Regions from separate parts of the Homo sapiens genome. Here region 1 is linked to region 2. Evidence: chromatin contacts called from ENCODE Hi-C or POLR2A ChIA-PET data. All regions are on one chromosome and are shown on one strand. The core of a region is the stretch at or near the end of the contact, and the rest is flanking DNA. Distances in the headings are between cores, read along the strand shown. Region 1 overlaps PRDM16 (PR/SET domain 16). Region 2 overlaps PRDM16 (PR/SET domain 16).

The links. Hi-C counts contacts between places; a loop is a spot of excess contacts on that map. ChIA-PET counts read pairs that join two places held with the same protein, here RNA polymerase II (POLR2A). Pooled maps may share reads with other maps.
Region 1: a loop to region 2 is called in a map of Right ventricle myocardium inferior, with 9 times the contacts of the local background. The contact joins two enhancer-like sites. A Hi-C loop is called at or near these places in 2 of 168 maps with a recorded cell type or tissue (HepG2 and Right ventricle myocardium inferior) and 7 of 50 pooled maps. POLR2A ChIA-PET finds 5 or more read pairs at or near these places in 3 of 52 experiments (Caco-2, HepG2 and WTC11).

What each region holds. Positions count from the first base shown.
Region 1 is chr1:3,347,160-3,351,129 of GRCh38, forward strand. All of the region lies in intron 3 of PRDM16 (PR/SET domain 16), which reads left to right. Among named protein-coding and RNA genes, the nearest start is that of ARHGEF16, 110 kb to the right of the region's middle. RefSeq lists enhancers at 1-2,642, 1-549, 550-1,349. Within about 2 kb of position 2,057, at least 8 of the 41 ENCODE cell types and tissues checked have a DNase peak (open chromatin) inside an H3K27ac peak, as active enhancers do.
Region 2 is chr1:3,289,518-3,293,467 of GRCh38, forward strand. The region is part of intron 3 of PRDM16 (PR/SET domain 16); the gene reads left to right. LOC124903828 (collagen alpha-5(IV) chain-like) reads left to right here. Exons shown (of 2, transcript XM_047436627.1): 1 at 1-3,950. Among named protein-coding and RNA genes, the nearest start is that of ARHGEF16, 160 kb to the right of the region's middle. RefSeq lists an enhancer at 3,748-3,950. Within about 2 kb of position 2,699, at least 4 of the 41 ENCODE cell types and tissues checked have a DNase peak (open chromatin) inside an H3K27ac peak, as active enhancers do.

The DNA of each region.
Region 1 (3,970 bases), core at 807-3,306, 57 kb after region 2:
GCAGGCGGCCGTCCCTCCCAGGACACTGGTTCCTGGATGATGGTCTTTCCACAAGGTTCTGCACCAGGCAGACAGGCAGAGGGGCTCCATCCAGCCCAGAGGTGGCCCCAATGCTTAAAGCGCCTCCACCCCATTCCAGAAGGAGAAACCAGGCCCAGGGAGGGCGAGACTCTCAGGGCCTCCATGCATGCTGGCCACAGCCACTGGCTCCCTGGCATTGGCCCAGGAAGGAGCCCGGAACACCCTGGGCCTGGCCCACGGTGGTGCAGGTCCCACTGGCGAGAGCCATCCATCTGCTCCTGGAAGGCCCCGCCCTCCTGCGTCTGGTCCCAGGCAGGCTCTGTGCACACTGGGTGGGAACAAGGGCCTGTAGAATCAAGGCAAGAGGCAGTCAGGGGGTGGGGGTGGGGGCAGAGCCGTCTCTCACTGCTGGGGAAGGTCAGTCCTCGGAGTAGCTTGGGAGTCCATGACCCTGCCCCAGGTCCCACTTTGGAGTCATTTGGCTCTTCTCAGACTTCTGGGGTAGCAAAGCTGAATGGGCAGGTTCCGGGCTAAGGAGCAAACACCATGCCTAGGCCTTGGTGAGAGCTGCGGGCTCCCCTGATCCAGATCTGGCCTGATGCCTGCTCCAAAGCCCCTGAGGGCTCTGGGCTGGGGCGGGAACAGGAAGGGCAGCCACCTGGTAGTGTGGTCAGGAGGAAGGGGTTCCTTGTGCAAAGCAGCTGCCCGAGCCCATCCCCTGTGACTTCAGGGTCCTGGCAGTGTCTGTGAGCAGCCCCAGAGCTGGTGCCGGGCACTGAGTTCCGTGAGCCTCTGGACACGGGGCTGTGCATCTCGGTGGCTCAGTCTGCTTTGGCCGAGGCTAGAACCGAACTTCTGGTCAGGCTGCCCATGCCTCTGGTCGGAGCACGGGGCAGCCTGTGTCCATCTGCTGGCAGCAGGCAGAGTTCTGCCCAGGTCGCAGAGGGGTTGCTGAGTCTCCCCAACCCACGTCCCAGCCTGGGGGGTCTGGCCCAACCGTAGCCCTCTGGGCCCCTGAACAGTTCTGCAGGGTTTTGGCTGCAAGGATGAGGCTCGCTGGCTCAGCCCAGGACCATAGGAATCTGCCCATGCCATGCAGCCCTCAGTGCCCACAAAGGCTGGGCTCCAGGCCCTGAGCTTTTTGGAGCAACTACTCGGCTGCCTGGCCAGGTCACTCGTTAGTATTCGTGTGCTAGGGCCCAGGAGAAGCAGAGAGTGGAGAGAGGCCAGCGGTGGGGGCAGCTCTTCAGCACCATCCCCAAAATCCGCGGGCCAAGGACATTTGGACAAAGAGCTGTCTTCATTGAGAGCAGTGGGCACGGCTTCTGCTGCCCACAAAGGCGGCTTGAATGGGCAGGGACAGTGGGGAGGGACATGCACGCTTCTTAAAGAGGCCCTCCGCCATGGCCTCCAGCAGAAGGAGGGGGGCTTCCCCGGAGCTTTGAACTCACAGTGCCCCTCTTGAGACATGACCTTGAATGTCAGGTGCCACCAAGCCCTGTCCCTGTCTCCTGACACTAGCTGTTCAGTTCTTCACAGGAACAGTCTGTCCTCCCCTCTGCCCTTGGGGACCGGGGCCGCAGTGAGCCTGGGGTGGGGGCCCTGGGGCTCACCCAACTCCACCCACTCTCCCAAAGAGCTCAGAGCTTCCCGCATCTGCAGTGGGCAGTTTTTCCACCCAGGCCAGCAAAAATGAGGGAGCGGCCCATGTCCTAGAGTCCGTGGTGGGGAGAGGCACCTGATGGGGCACCTCACTTTGAGAGGCATTAAGAGAAGGGTCCACCGGGGCAGCGCTGGCCTGGGAACAGCCCACTGGCATGGCTCTGTGCTCCTGCCTTTGGTGGGGGTGGGGGCGGGGCCCAGCATGGCCGGAGAGGCTGGGGCTTTGTAATAATCACCATAACGATTATTGAATTTGAAAAGCCAGGAGTCAATGCATTTCTGCACGATTTTGTCAGCAACAAACCACAGCCTCGCCCTGCCCCACCTCCGTCCGCATAGTGCCCATGGCCAGGCTGTCTGGGCGCAGCATTCCTGGGCCTGCTCTCTGGCTCCCAGTGAGGGTCCCCGCCCCACGGGAGATAAGATAGAGCTGGTGTCAGGGAGGAGGTGTGGACGGGGCCGCACCGGCACGCTGTGAGTGATAAAAGGGGCTTTGGAAAGGTGCTGACGTGGCACCGTGCTTAATGAGGTCATCGCCGAAGCTGCTGCCCCGATAACCTGGAGGTCAGGCTCCCAGCAAGTGGCCATGGCGGGAAGCAGGGCTGTCTGCACTGCCCGTCTCCACCCAGCACCCAGTCGGCGCAGCCACTGGGTGCCCATGGGGCTTGGCTCCGAGCTTATTTCAGAGCTGTCATCCTCAACCCAAGGGTGTCCTTGTCCCGGGGCAGCTGACCCCTCTTTCCCACTGGCTGGTGTGCTGGCAAGGGTGGCGGAGGAGCCGAGGCAGCCCGGCAGAGCTCAGGGCCGCCCGTGAAAGCCAGCCTTGGATGGTAGCTTCCCCTCCCTCCCACTCCAATGCACCCCGGCTTCCTGCGCTCTGGGGGTCTTCAAAGCTCCCTGGCTGAGCTGTCTACTGGGAGCTTTCTGTTCTCAGTGTTCACAGAGGCCTGAGCTCTGCTGGCCACGGTGCTGGGCTTGGGGATTGAGGAGCCTCCAGCCCTCAGCCTCCGCAGCCCCCGCAGCCTCCAAAGCCCGGGGCTGGGCTTGCTCAGGCGCCCTCTGCCGTGAATGTTTAGCTCTGCTCCCTCCCACCTCTTGAAAGCAGCCTCTTCTGTGCCTAGCGGGGTCCTGAGCCCTGGAGGAGACAGCAGTCAGAGGCCTGGACCTGACTCCTGTCTTTGAGGGGGGAAGAGGACAGGGCAGAAAAGACCTGGGGCCAGGTGCAGTGGCCCAAAATCCCAGCACCTTGGGAGGCCAAGGCGGGAGGAAGCCCAGAAGTTTGAGGCCAGCCTGGACAACATAGCAAGACCCTATCTCTACAAAAAATACAAAAATTAGCCTGATGTGATGGCATGTGCTGGTAGTTCCAGCTACTCAGGAGGCTGAGGCAGGAGGATCGCTTGAGCTCAGGAGGTCCGGGCTACAGAGAGCTGTGATCACACCACTATACTCCAGCCTGGGCGAGAGAGTGAGACCCTGTCTCAAAAAAATGAAAAGAAAAGATCTGGAAGTGGGAGGGGAGGCGGCTCTCTACCTCCAACCTGGGCACCCTTGAAGCCACCCCCTCTTTCCCTCCTGGGCTCTACTGCTCCGTCTGTGCAGCCTGGGGCTGCAGTCAGGGTCAGGTTTGGTGACACTTGGATCCAGACATAATGTGTGTTAAGATCAAGGGCCCCGGGCTGATGTGGCCTCCCAGCAGCCTGCAGGACAAGGGGAGGGGACCAGGGTGGCAGGCAGCTGTGGGCGGGTGGAAAGCAGAGCTGGGAGCCAGCCCTGCCCGGCCAGGGCTCGGGCACAGCTTGGCTCCATGCAGGGCCCTGGGAGCACCCAGAAGGCAGGGCTTTGGCACCATGCAGCCTCCCAGATGGCCGGGCCGGGCTGGTTCCTCCCTCCCAGGACAAGAGCTTTGTGTCTGCCGACTTCTTCCCAATGCCGCGTCCAGTGTTTTCCTCTTTCTGGGCCTCAAACTCTTTTTTGAGGCCAGGTGGGTGGGGCCCAGCCAGCGCCAGGCACTTCTGGCTGGGGGATATACACCCCCCAGTCCTTGCAGAGCCCACTCTGAAGGGGACTTGGGGATTCACTTCAGCTCTCGCTTTATTATGGAGCCTGGGAGAAAAACAAGTCAGAAGACCATTTCCAAAAATAGCCAGCAGAGAGCGGGAACTGTCTGCAGAGCTGCTGGTTGGCGGCCCTCTGGGCAGGGGCACAGACAGGCCAAGAGATCCCCGTGTCCTGGGAATGGCCGCTGGCTCGCTGGGCCAGACGTTTTGGGGGCATGTTCACCAGC
Region 2 (3,950 bases), core at 1,449-3,948:
CTGTGCCAGGGCTGGGGGCTTGGGTGAAGGAAGCCCAGTCCCAGTGCCCACAGCCCAGCAGGAGGAGACAGACACATTAGCAAGGCCTGCGGGCAGGTCAGGAGCTGGGCGGGTCCACGGTGAGCCCCAGAGCTGCTGGCAGAAGCGAGGATGGCCTTCCAGGGGAGGGAACGGCACAGGCAAAGGCCCTGGGGCAGGACAGCACGGATGTGTCCATGGAACATGGGACAGCCACGGCCTTCACAGCTGCTATGCCTGTGGTGTCGGCTCTAGTTCCAGGGCAAAGGATGGAAAGAAGGCCGGGGCCCCGCTCCCACCCAGGAGTCAGGACCCCACTCCCTCCAGGGCACCGAGACCCCACTCCTGCCCGGTCACCAGACCCCACTCCCTCCAGGGTGCCAGGATCTCACTCAATCCAAGTCACCAGACCTCAATCCCTCCAGGGCACCGAGACCCCACTCCCACCCCAGGCGCCAGGACCCCACTCCTGCCTGGGGCTGCCCCTGCTGCTGTGCCTCCCCTGGTGGAGCGGTTTCTGGCTTTAAAAGTGTGCTCGTGAGCGCAGGGTGTTTTTCCTGAATGAAAACTCACAGAGTGCATGTGTCATGCTGATGTGACAAACCCGGGCGCTGTTCTCCTGGGTATCACACCCTACGACTCCAAGGCTGGCCCGGCACAGGGGCTCCCCTTGAGGTGGGCAGGTTTCCAGGCATTTGGAAGTAGACATGGGAAGGAAGGAGCGACGGGGTGGGAGGGATCTGCCTGCCAGCCCACAGGGCTCAGGGGTCCTCAGAGGTGTCGCCCCTTCCATGCTCAAAATGGCTGGAAGAGGAGAGCCTCTCAGTATCCCCACCTTATAGATGAGGAGGCACAGAGAGGGGGAAATTTGCCGGTTCCCCAAAGAGCCTGCTGCCTCCACCTGCTGTGTTCGAAGCGGTGATTTTTCTCTTGAGGCCCCTGTGTCCTAGCATTTCTGAGCTCAAAGGAACCTGTGTCTGGCCAGCCCCTCCCATGCTGAGGACAGAGGTGAATGCTTGGGACAGCGAGAGGTGGCATCACTGAAGAAGCCCCGTGGCTCCGGCTCCGTCTGCAGGATCCCTCCCAGGACGCAGTGGTGGGCCCAGGCCGGCCAGCGCTGGCTGAAGGAGCACTGTCCCCACAACCCAGGGAAACAACAGGGCTCCAGGGGGACGTGCAGGGAGTGGAAGAAACTCAAGCCGGGAGCTGTGGATCCAAAAATATTGCAGAGTTTCCCGAGGCAGGCCCTACGAGATCCCTGAAACGGGATACGCCGAGCTGAACTTGGCCACATAATGCCGCTCTGTTTGGGAAGGGCCCGGAGCACTGGGGGCCCGAGGTATCTTTCAAAGAGTGATGGTTACGGAAATTAGTGGTGCAGAAATCCATACTCATCATTCATCGGGGGCCTTATTAACCTTCTTACGATGTGATAGGAGCGGCTTGGCCTCCTGACTCCAGGGGCCTGGGAGAGGCCATCCTTGTCTCCGGCTTGGAGGAGAGATGCAGGAGGATCGCCCAGGCAGCACCGGCCCCACCCGCTTCCGGAATCCTTGGAGACACGAGTAGCAGTTTCCTGATGTGATACTTAGGTCATGAGGCAGGGCGTGGACCAGGACGATGCACAGCTGAGAGCAGCCCACACGGCCTCTCTCGGGGTGGCAATAACACTGCCTCAGAGACTGGAGAGAGCCAGGCCCAGGAGACCCCAGTCAGGGCGTTCCCAGGAACAGGGAACCCAGAGAGGCCTGGGCATCACACACACCTGCGCTCACAGTGGCCCCACCTGGACCCCTGGGGGACCCACCCTTCTTCCCCTTCTGCCCCTGTGTTGCTTCCTCTGCACCGCAGGGGCCAGGTAGCTGCCATGGAGTTGTCTGCAGGTTAAGGGAGGCCAAGGAAAGGCATCTGACCTTTGGAAGATACCCCAATAAACACCATCCGCTGTCATCACTGATCCAGCAGCTGAAACATGGAAGGGCCAGCTCCAGGGGCCCACAGGCCTCGCAGAACTCAGAGCTCCACACTCCTCCCGCCCCTGCCCATCCCCTCTTGAAGGGGCCTCACCAGGCCATGGGCTCCCTATTAAGTAATCACATCAATGTCCATTTTAAATAAGGTCTGAATGCTATGAAGCACCCGTGTTGGGTCAAGGCAGCTCTTGGCAGTGCGGGGGAGCTTGTTAGAAATGCAAGTCCCCTGAACCCCAGCACTGGGGGAGACGGGGGTTCTGTGTAAATGCCCGGCAAGAGAGCTGCATTCCAGTTTGAGACCCACTGGGTTGGACATAGCAGGTGAACGCTGGTCCCAACAGCTTCTCTCCTCGAAGGGAACAGTGCACCTCCCACTGCTCGAGACCAACCTGGGAGGCTCCCAGGGCCCCTCCTGGGCCTGTCTCCCCCCACACAGCAGGTGCCTTCTCCCGGGCTCCTTTGGGGCCTACCCGGTGCCTGGCACCCTCAAGATGCCTTTACATCTTGTGTTTTGGGCTTGGCCGCAGGACCCCGCAGGAAGGTGCATGGCCGCTTCAGCAAGGCTGGCGGAGAGGGCAGATTTTCTGGGCCCACAGGCCTTGGCAGGATGCTGGCCTCTCAAGGTTGCACTGACAACCTTGGGCACGTGACGGATTTATTGAGGGGAGAGCAGGTTGAGCTGTTCTGTCCAATGCCGTCGCCAGGAGGAACCTGCCGTGGCCCGGCCTCAAGTCCTGTTACTCAACACTTGTCTTATTATGCTGCAAAGCCAGAGCAGAGCCGAGGTGATAACGCGGGCACGGCAGGCCCGGGCTTTCCAAACCTGCTCATTTTTAGCCCCTGGGAATCAAAGTGGTGTCCGGCTCTGTCCCGCAGCCTTTGATCCTCCGCCCAGTGTCTCCAGCGAGAGAGAAGCAAAGAACACAGAGAGATAAACCACACTTGAGCCGTCGCTCTCCGCCTGGCTGCGCCTCTATCTGGGGCCGCAGCGTCCCCCGAGTGCTGAAAAGAGTTCTCCTGGTGAGCGGCACCGTGACCTTCATTCTTGACCGCGCTGTCCGGATGAGAGTGGCTTGTCCAGACGAGAGTGGCTTGTCCAGACGGAAGGGGAAAGGACGGTCTGCCTGCTCTCCTGAAGGGAAGGGCCAGATAGCGAGGGAACCCACCTCCCTTCCTGTGGGGTGGAGGTTTGGGGGTGGAGGTGGCCCCAGGAGACAGGGGTCACGGAATTGGCGCGAAGGGAAGAATGGGGAGCCCAGGCTGAATGTTCTCCACCAGCACATCGGTGGGGGCTCAGGAGGCCAGTCCCATTGCCAAGCGATGAAACTCTTGTATCTTCGAATGGCCTGGGTGGGTTTCCGGCAGCCAAGAAGCGTGAGCAGCCCTGTGGAAGGAGGGGAAGAGGCACTGGTCTTTTCCTGTTTGTCTTCTGTGGGTTGACCCTCACGGAGGCACTCCGCTCCGGGCATGACCTCGGACTCTTGAGGAGCCTCAGTTCGGCTGTCTTTCTGCAGTTAATTACTAGGACAAGGGAACACATCCAGGTGCCTTTCACAGGGACATCGCCCATGAGGGCAGGGACTGCACCCTATTGACCCTATATTCCACCCCAGCTCCTGGCACTTGGCCGGGGCTCAGACACGTGTTGAGTGAAAAACTGCACATTTGGGCAGAGTTACCAGCAATGAACCTGCCTCTGTAGAGGATCCTAAGTCGGGGCGAGGGGGCCCTCAGTGAAGCCTACAGAAAGCCAAGCAGCCCAGGGGTTCCCTCTCCACCTGAGAAGCAGCGAGACCCTGTCCAGGTCAGCGGGACCAGCACCGCATCCCAGGCCACCCGTGTGTCAGCACATAACCTTTGAAAACACCGTGAATGCCGGCTTTGATGATAATATGTGGGTAAAGGTTGTATTGCTATCTGGGTGATGATTCATCCGTCTGTGAACCGGGACAAGGAGGT